Regions from separate parts of the Homo sapiens genome. Here region 2 is linked to region 1. A link is an interaction called in ENCODE POLR2A ChIA-PET data of the cell type or tissue named here. Cell type or tissue: PC-3. All regions are shown on one strand. Links, peaks and the distances in the headings refer to the core of each region. The heading gives the core; the rest is flanking DNA.

Evidence for each region. Peaks named below come from ENCODE experiments on the same cell type or tissue, not always from the same donor. Only the 100,000 strongest peaks of a DNase experiment are listed, where the experiment ranks them.
Region 2: POLR2A ChIA-PET joins it to region 1 with 8 read pairs; 2 of 35 experiments call an interaction of 5 or more read pairs at or near these places.

The regions. Positions count from the first base shown.
Region 1 is chr7:18,578,414-18,583,803 of GRCh38, forward strand. All of the region lies in intron 2 of HDAC9 (histone deacetylase 9), which reads left to right. It also overlaps the pseudogene LOC100419901. Among named protein-coding and RNA genes, the nearest start is that of HDAC9, 85 kb to the left of the region's middle. In PC-3, for the core only: no CTCF peak of the experiment used is centred there; no DNase peak of the experiment used is centred there.
Region 2 is chr7:17,784,110-17,789,499 of GRCh38, forward strand. No RefSeq gene overlaps it. Among named protein-coding and RNA genes, the nearest start is that of SNX13, 150 kb to the right of the region's middle. In PC-3, for the core only: no CTCF peak of the experiment used is centred there; a DNase peak (open chromatin) is centred at 3,352.

The DNA of each region.
Region 1 (5,390 bases), core at 142-5,141:
TTTTGTGTCACTCTTCTCAGTAGCTTTGCTCTGTAGGCCAGCCCTGGAGGCCCCTTCTCTGCAGAGGGTTAGAGGCCTGTCCCCAGTCCCTCATCATCATATTTCAGGATGGCTGGAAGCAGTGGTTCCAAGGCCAAATTCATCATCAGTGGGAAATACAAACTGGTATGGAAGATCACATCTGGCTTTTTTGGGGACATTTATCAGGCAAAGAACATAACCAATAGTAAAGAAGTGGCGCTAGCATCCTTGAATTCTGGAAAGCTAGGTATTTCTCATTGCAGTCCCAGAGAAAACTTTTTAGATTCTTCAGGGCGGGTTAGTATTTCAACATGAGATGGTATGATTAGAGCAAAGACTGCAATGTGCTACTCTTGGATCTTCAGCCCTCAAGACCTCTTCATTTTCTTTTGGAGAAGGCTCCCAGTGAAAACCGTAGTTAGGTTAGCAGACCAGATGACTGGTAGAATTGCATATGTGCATGCAAAGAATTTGAGTCACAGTTTAAACCAGATAACTTCCTAATCAGTATTGAGTATTGCTATAGGAAGTTATTCCTTATTGATTTTGATTTGCTGAAAAAGTACAGAAACAATAGGATAAGGCAGCACATATCATAGAGGAGATAGTAATCTCTAGCACCACTTGCTAAGTTAGCATCAGTGCACATCTTGGTATTGATCAGAGTTTTAGAGATGACATGTTATCATCATGATACATGTAAATGTAATTTAATAGAACCAGCCTGCCATGGCAAAGATTAAAGTCTGCAACAAAGAACAGAAAAATGAAAATGTTAATGAGAGAATGATAAAATGAAAAGGAGTTGATGGAAGGTATCTACTCCTGTTGAAATTTTGTATAAGGGGTTTTCTGCAGAATTTGCAGTAAACTATTGTTATGGATCACACATTAAGGAAGCCTTGAGACAGCTATTCCACAATATTTTCTGGACCCTGAACTGCTGATATTAAATACATATTTGGTTGAATATTGTTAAAGCAGAAAACAGTACAGAAGGCAGCCTCTTCCCATGGAGTTAGCATGCCCAAACTCTCACAGGTTTCCATGCATGAAGGGAGGAACAGAAGAAGCAGAATAGATAATCAGAGTAACATTTGTATATCGCCAAATCCAGAATTTTTAGTTCATATGTCGCATTGCCAGTGTTGTGAACAACCATTTCCCAGGTAAAAATAACGTAGGAATAAAATGGCTCTGGGCAGCATTGCTGATATAACCAAGTTGTGGCCTCTGTAATTATGTATATTAACTGAAGTTGTTAAACATGCTTTCAATTTTTATAGCACCTTTTTCAGTGGAAAACTTAACTAAATAATTGGCATATACCAATTTGTGTTGAGAGTTTTTCCATGCCTGTGTGTGTGTGTGTGTATGTGTGTGTGTGAAAACCTATTATTTTGAACTCTACTGCTTTGAGAAGGGCCATATGGTTGTATATGCACAAAATTGCGCATTCTTAAAGTTTTTTCATACGTAAGGCTTGCAAGTTGTTTACTTAAAACATTAAAATGGTTGGCATCTTGCTTAAGGCAGCTGATAAAGTAGCAACGAAAGAGTCCGGTTTTTGAACATATGAAAATTCTGTTTGTTATACTATGAATAGCAGCATCTAAAGTGAAGAAGTAAGAAATACTCTGTGGTAACTAGATTATCCTTAGTACTCTGAATGAACTCTTTAACGACCCTTGAATTAAAAAATATTTGTTACAGAAATTGAAAGCTAAACGTGAATGTTCATGTTCATGCTCAAATAAATGTAATTATTATGAACACCTACATGATTTGGGATTTTGGTTTTATTTTGAAATGAGAGCTCTTTCATTTACAAGTTCACTAAAAACTCAAATGTTTCTTGAAAATCACAGGAGCTTATGAACATTAAAAAGAAGGAATAACTATTGAACAAATAAGACAGACACTGTCAAGAACGGGCAGGACTTTGCAAGGTGATAATTAAGACTAGTTAATATTTATGTGGAAAAGTTCTGACTGGGCATTTGGAACATAATAATATGAACAATATAATATAATAAATATAGCATACATTTGCATTTATTTGCAACCTCAGACAAGCAAGATGAGTCCAAATAAAGCTAGCTTCATCGTAGTCCTTTCTTACATGTGTCACAAGGTCTTGAGATCAGTTTAAAAAACATGTTTTATTTACAACTAATGTGAATACTAATATTTGCTGTCATCAGATTCCTTCGAAAATAACATATGCATCACTGGCCACCTGTTCTAAGTAATTTTTGAGGAATTTGCATGTTCCCAGACAAGGAATGTTGTGAACAGAGATGATTCTATTTATCCACTGTTAAAAATGGCAGTTAATTTTTCCTTGTAAGTTGATTTCTAATTATGATAATATGGCAGCTATGGACAATGCCCTTTCTTAAACATACTGGGATGTAAAAGTGACCATAACTTGTTGAAACTCAGTCCTGGTATTGTGTTACTATTATTTCTCCTGGGGAGGCTTATTAGCCTGTCACAAAAGATGTAAGAAAAATCCAACATTCCTTTTGGAATATGATGAGCCTTTGTCACCCACAATGCAATTAATGTTAAAAATAGAAAGAATGGCTATGATATGATTATGATTAGGCAGAGATGAGCTATTGTCCAAGTAACAGGAACTAATCTAGCAGGCCAAAGATGACCTACACAGAACCATCAGTGTGCTGATTGCCATTTCTCTCTGAGTTTGATGAAATATTCATGCCTTTGCTCTCCTCTCTGCAAGCACTATTGATTTCTTGTATAAACGCTGCTATATTTAGTCTAGACAAATGGAATGTGGATTGCTGCTGAATAAATTGGATGAAAGACTGGGATCTTGCCTGCCACTTTCTCTCAGTCTTGGGCAATTATTTATAATCAAGAGCAGTTTTTGTAAGTTGAGGGTGATTTTTCACAATTTAGTGATTAGTCTCTGAACAAAGGCAAGCAGTTAGACGCAATCATTTCTGTTGGGATAGCAGGTTAAGAAGTCAAATTACCCTTTGAGGTTTACAATAACTGTTTCAGAGACTTGTAGGACTTTTTTTCTTATCTTTTTAAAAAAGCTTTTTTAGAGGTTTGATGTTTGTAGTTCATGGATAACAAGAATGCCAGCAAGAAGAGACTCCAGGGTCTCTTGAATTTTTACATTTTGTCTTTATAGGGTTAAGTTCTGACCTTTGTTTTTTGAGATTTCCATGTAAAAGCTGAAGGCTATAGCTTGGCCTTTTTAATGTAAAAATGAAATATATCATTAACTGCCATTGCTTTTGGTTGGAATTATGCCAAGTCTTTTAGTTAATATTCAAAATCTCATGTTACTCCAGAGCCTTGACTAAAAGTTCTACATTGGGTGCTACAATTAAGAGATCTTACAGGCCATCATTCTAATTTGCATCTGAACTTGTCATGATTAATTTCTTTCCTTTCACAAATATCATCTTTGAGAAGTCAATGTCCACCAAACTATAGTTCATTTATAAATTATTTTCCCATTTTCATTAAAGTGACACATAAAGTACCATCAATGCAAACTTCTGGTCAATCCATGGCAAAATAACCAATGTAAGCAACCCAAGATTGATATCAGTCTGCATGCACAGGCACAGGCACATGCACATGGACATTCAACTCAGATGACCAGCAAGGACATTTAAGTATATGAAGCCTTAACATCTGTAGACAGGATTTCTGTTAGCCTTTTTTTACTCACTGAAAATAACTCTTAAATTCACATGGAAAATTAACTTTGTAGTTCCCAAACTGGAATCTGCAAATTTAAGTTAGTTACTTATAGTAATAGAGCATTAGATGCAATTTGGAAAAATACAGAAAAGTAAAGGGAGAATCATTCATATTTCCGTCTAAAATACAGCCATCTTCTGTTCTCTACATCACCAGTCATTGCTATTAGAATTTAAAAACTAATATGATTTAAAAACCGTGGTAGAATATGTGCTCGATAAGGGCTGGAATTTTTGTCTTTCTTTAAAATACCAAACCCCAACATCTAGAATGAAGCCTGGGACTTTAAGAGGCTTGATAAATCTATTTTGACTACATTGCTTATATATATATATATTTTTTAAATGGTTATCATAGTGTAAATATCACTTTTTTCACTTAATGTGACAACTTTTTTAATGTTCCCACAAACATTATTTTTAATGAATGCGTAGCTTTTCTACCAAATGGATGCGACATATTTTGCTGAGACATTTCCTTGTAGTTGGTGATTTCAATAACAATACTAGAACTCTAGTAAATAATACGACATTGAACTGTTTTTTTCCCTATTCAGTATTGTCTCCTGGAGATATAATCCTAGAGTTGGCAAACCTGAATCAAATGGTAGAAATATGTAACACTTCTTGATACGTATTACCAAATTGGTTTTGCATAAGTTTTGTACCAATTGACAGCTCCACTTGCCATAAATAATCGTCTCTTTGGTCATACGCTTAGCCTATACAATGGGGCATTGTACACATATATGTATACACGTGGGTCATATATATGATAATAATCAATGATGCTCTATTTTGATTCATAATTTGCAATTCTTTACTAGTGAAGGTGATTTTCAGTTGTTGCATTCTTTTATTTGTTTTGATCTAGATGTTTTAGTATTTTTATTTTCTAATGTTTAGTAGAAATTGTGTGCCATTTTATTTTTATATTTGTTTCTAATATGTTTGTTTTGTTAGCTACTTACTATTGATGGTTTATTTTAATATATAAGAAATTTCCATTTCATATAATAAAAAAGCAAAAACAAACATCTGTTAAGGGCTGTGCTACATGCTATTAGTACTTACTGTTACTATCTCCAAGTTACGGATGAGGGAACAGAGGCCTAGGGAAATTAATAACATCTTCAATGTTACACACATGAAAGAGTCAAATAAGCATTTAGATTATAGAACAGAATTTGAAAACTGGTACATGTAAAGACTGAAGCATTTTGTTTGGTTCCTGGAGTATTTAAAGCTTTTGAAGAGCCTGGTGCTGTGACTCATGCCTATAATCTCAGAACTTGGGAGCTCAGGCAGGAGGATCACTTGAGGTCAGGAATTCAAGACCAGCCTTCGCGACATAGCAAGATAATACCCCAGCTCCCACTGCCCTGACCCCAGCTATAAAAAAAAAAAAAAGAAAGAAAAATTTAGCTGGTCATGGTGATATGCACCTAAAGTCCCAGATACTTGGGAGGCTGAGGCAGAAGGATCCCTTGAGCCAGGAAGTTCTAGACTGCAGTGAGCTATGATTGCACCACTGCACTACAGCCTGGACGAAAAAGTGAGCCCTCCAGCAGCCTAAAAAATCTTTCAGTTTAATTTTCAGTTAACAGTTATTTCTGTCTA
Region 2 (5,390 bases), core at 274-5,273, 790 kb before region 1:
ATTCTACCTTTTACCTCCATGAAATCAACTTTTTTAGCTCCCACATATGAGTTGGGAGGCATATAATAGCTTTCTGTCGCTGGTTTATTTCACTTAATGACCTCCAGTTCCATCCATGTTGCTGCAAATTACGTGATTTCATTGTTTTTTATGGCCAAATAGTATTTCATTGTGTAAATATACTACATTTTCTTTATCCATTCAGCCGTTGGCGGACACTTAAGTTGATTCCGTATCTCTGCTATTGTAAAAAGTGCTGTAATAAACATGAGGGCACATGCATCTCTTTGATATATTGATTTCCTTTCCTTTGAATAAGTACCCATATGCTGGATCATATGGCAGTTTTATTAGTTTTCTGAGAAATTTCCATACTGTTTTTCTATAATGGTTGTATTAATTTACATTTCCACCAACAGTGTATGAGAGTTCACTTTTCTCTGTATCCTTCCCAGAATCTGTCATTTTCTGTCTTTTTGATAACAGCCATTCTAAGATGACATCTCATGGTTTTGATCTGCATTTCCCTGATTAGTGATAATAAGCCCTTTTTCATACACCTGTTGGCCATTTGTATGTTTTCTTTTGAAAAATGTCTATTTAGATCCTTTGCCCACTTCTTCATAGGTTTAAAAACCTCTTATTTAAAAATACTGACGGTCTTAGATTGTTTCCTGTTATTTGATAACATATGCGTATCTTTGTTTCTTGTAATCTGGCAATCAAGGCCATTAAACCATGGCTAACTTCTTCAACCCATCTCCTTAACTATTTGAAATTCCTTAAAAAGCCAGTAAACTCACCCATTGAAGTTTTTTGTTTTTTTACTTTCTCTCTGAAAATTTGGTTTTCTTACAAAAAGTCTTACTTTGTTTATACCAATCGAAATAGGAGCTTCTGTTAGGCTGTTCTTGCATTGCTATAAATGAATACCTGAGACAGGGTAATTTATAAAGACAAAAGGTTTAATTGGCTCATGGATCTACGGGCTGTTCAAGCCACCATCTGCTCAGCTTCTGGGGAGGTCTCAGGGGACTTTTACTCATGGCAGACGGTGAAGCGGGAGCAGGATTGTTACACGGTGAAAGCAGGAGCAAGAGAGAGGAGGGGGAGGTACCACACACCTTTTAAACAACCAGGTCTCACATGAATTCACTCGTCATCAAGGGGATAGTGCCATGTCATTCACGAAGGATACGTCCCCATGATCCAAACATCTTCCACTATGCCGCACCTCCAACACTGGGGCAACGTGAGATTTGGAGGGGACACAGAGCTCCATTAAATTTAAGACACATTAAAATCTAATTTAGTACTTATCTCTGGAGAGAAGCAAAGGCATGCAAGTTTATCAACAAATGTATTTAGAAAATATTGTACACTCATAAAATACTTTTATCCAACATCTGGGCAAACTAGGGTACTGTGGAGGAGTTTAGTGCCAAATTTCTTTCCATTTCAGTATTTATGTGTGTATGTTTTGTTTTTAAACACAAAGCTTTTTCAGACCATCTGATTTGTATTTGATTCATTTTATTTTATGGGATTTTTTTTTTTTTAAAGAAAGGAAAAATAAAAATCCAAGCTACTCAGCACCCTTTAGGTTGCTTAGGAGGTCATCAATCTCCAGAAAAAAACAGAAGTAATTTTCCCATTCAGTCTGCTGTCTCATTCCATTACACTTACACATTCATTAATATAAGTGTTTTTTAAAGGAAAATTCTTAAATCTGAAGTCTTTACAACTATGTAAAACTAATTTCAATTTTTTACTTAAATCCCCGCATCACTCCCCATCACTCCCTCATATTTGATGGTTAATCTGTATTTTTAAATTACGTATCACCAGTAGTGCATAGAAATGATCAATTTGTATGTCTAATTAATATCAATAATTTCCAGAAGTTGAGAGACCATAAAGTGGGTAAATGCCAGCTGCAAATACAAAAAGTGTTACAAGTATAAACATCTGTAAAAAGCTTTTACAAGGAGAGGTCTTTTCTTTCATTTACACACACACACTTTACAAGGAGAGGTCTTATATTTACACACACACACACACACACACACACACAGAACTAGCAGCCTAACTTTTGTAACTTCATCCTTCTTAATCAAAAATAAAGAATAAAACTCACCAACTTATTGGAGGGAGATCAGAGACACAAAGGATAGCTGAAAGATGCCTGCTTTCCAGCAAGCATGAAAACTATCTTCTTGAATACTTTTTAACGCTCATAGCACTGTGTAAATAAGACGAGGAACATGCACAAGACAGGGAGCTCTCTGGGCTTCTCAGTACAGGGGGCCTTCAGCAAATGGGCTAGAAAAGGAGAAAGGGAGGTCGAATTCCTCCCTTACAGCCAGACCCTGCCACACAGGTTCCAAGGGCCTTAGCCCCCTGCCCTGGCTGATGCTCCCTCCCCCTCTCCCCCTTAACAGGGCCCTAAGCCCACCACACAGCTGAGCTGGACCAAGCTGAGGAGTTGCTGGAGCAGCAGCTGGAGCTGAATCAGGCCCTGCTGGAAGGGCAGGAGGGGGTCAGGGCCGCAGCCCTGGTGCTCAAGGTCCAGAAGCTGAAGAAACAGATGAGGAAGCACAGATAGTCTGGGAGGAGACACTCAAGCTTCCCACCGGTGGCCACAGCACACTCCATCCCTGGAAATACTGCAAACCAACCCCCCAGGAGCCCCGGGATCAGAAACATCCCAGTCTCTTTCAGGCCAGATAAAGCAGAAGAGACCCCCACAAAGGGCCGGCAATTGGTAGGTAGTGGGGGAGCCAGGGCTCTGCAGTCTTAGTCCCATTCCCCCTTGACCTCGCAGCAGGGCACCCAGGCCTTACAGGAATTTACCCTGGACCATGCCCTAAAATAACCTCACCCCAAATACAACAAAACAAGAGAGCACCCACACATTAAGAAATAATAATAAAATAAATAAGACAAGGAACATGAAGGATTCTGCCACTGGCAGAAGAAACTGATCTAGGCTGCAACATGAACAACTTAATCATACAGGAGAGACAAGATATTGGCCTGACTGAGATGCCAGTTGATATCAACAGCCTTGAAGACATGAAGACAATCAAGAAAGATAAATAGCTGCTTGGCAGAAAATTAGGTCAGACCACAAAAGTCAGCTCTCTAACACTGCTTCCACCAATTGAGAAATAAAGCAGCCATGCACTTATCAAACCCAGAACCAGACTTAACCAAGACCCAGAAAAAGAGCCATGAGGAGGGGAAAGTAGAAAACAGTCAGCAAGTGTAAAGGCTCTAACTGTTTAATGAGGTTCATCCCTGGAGGCAAGGTGAGCCTGGATGTAAACAGCCAACTAGGCAAAGCTGGCTCAGCAGGTGAGTCACCTGGGCATCCCAGTGGAACATCCACCTGTCAAAGGAAAACTCAGACAACAGCATTTAGGACGGGAGTTTACTTGCAAAGAAGGCTGCAAGAAAATTTTCAGGCTTTAGAAGGACAGGCTCACAAATAAAAAGGACAACAGTTATTTGAAAGAAAAATAACTTTCCTAAGAACCAGTATTACTGAATTAAAAATTAGGCTGGTCAGGGTGTAAAATGACAATTTTCTCATGTAATCATTTACCTCACATCTTCAAACATCTTGAAAAACTGTTTTTCTTATTTATCTTAGGTTGTAAGTCCCTTCCCTACCCAACCTCCCCCAACTGTGGGATGCTTACTTAACTGAAAGCAAGGTAAGAAATTTGGACTTGTTGCACCCCGGCCACCTCCATCCCTTTAGGGCAGAAGTAGGCATTCCATTTACATTCCCCTACAATGCAAGCCACAAATTTGTCAGGTGATTGCTTAAAAAGAGAAGACATTCAGCAATCCACAGTTCAATCTTCAGTCCCTACTTACCTTGGTTATTTGACTGACAGCTAAGGTCAGTAGTTTTCAATTGGTGGTAATTTGGCACCCCAGACACTATTTGGCAATGTCCACATACATTTTTGGTTGTTACAGTGGGGGAGGGGGTGCTACTGGCATCACCTAATGGGCAGAGCCCAGGGAAGAGGCCATCTCAACATTAAGAGGTATTTCTACTAGTGAAGTAAACCATGTTTTTTTTTCTAACAGCCTAAGAATATTACACCAAAAAAAGAATTTTATGTAGACATATTAACACCAAGCATTTATTAGTTTTCAATATAAATCTGACAATTATTTTGAGTATCTCTTAATACCTGGTGTTGAGATGTTAAAAAAAATTAAGTTGAACTTCTCTTAGATTAATTCCATTACTATTGTAAATGTTCTTAAATATTAGGTACTAATGGACAGAATAAGTAAAATAATGGATTACCTATAATGCGCAGGATAGTTCCCACAACAAAGAATTACATAGCCCAAAACGTCAATAGTGCCACTGCTGAGAAACCATGACATAGACTCTGGAGCCAGCCCACCTGGGTTGAGATTTCAGCTTGATGACCAGTTACCAGTTGTGAAGCTTTGGACAAACTGACTCAACTACTCTGTCTTATTTAGTTTGCTCATGTAGAAACTGAGTAAGATAAAACAGTACCTATAATGCCTAAGGTTGCTGTGACTATTAAGTGCCATATAACTGTTTGCCATGGTAATCTTTATCGGAAATACTCCTCCTGTTTCTCAGACTGCAATATATATCCGTATCAGTATCACTTCAATAGTTTTTCCTTTTATTTACGTCAAAATTTCCTCTGTCATGTTTCCACTTCTAGATATGGAGGTTTCAACACAAGGATAAATCTTAATGGACTTTCAACATCATCACTTTCTATTATATATAGTCATACAGAAGAGTTAACATAGGAGGCTTGACTGCTCTCCTTGGAGGCCTGCTTACAAGGTTGGCCCTTGTTCTCAGGTGTTTGAGAATTTAAGATTTTAGGAGTGTTCCCATCAATTCCCAGAACTGATAAAAGTGGCTCAGTAAGCCTAAACTATACCAAAACTACAGCGTATGTTGAACACAATTCTCTGAGAAAGAAATTCCATAAAGGAATTCTGTTATGTGCCAGGCAGAGGGTGCCTAAATAAATGCCCTCAATGAAAACCCCAGGCACCAAGTCTCGAATGAGCTTCCCTGGTTGGCAACATTTCACAGGTGTTGTCACAACTCCTTGCTGGGGGAGTTAAGTTGCATCTTGTGTGACTCTACTGGGAGAGAGCAGTTGGCAGCTGGAGCCTGGTTCCCCCAGACTTCATCCATGCACTTTTTTTGCTCTTGTTCTATATCCTTTTGCCATAATAAATCTTATCTGTGAGTATGACTATATGCTGAATTTTGTAAGCCCTCCTAGTCAATCACCAAGGGGGAAAACTCCTAACAAATAGTTCTTGTTGTTTCATTTCATTCTTGATGATATGTAAAAGATCAT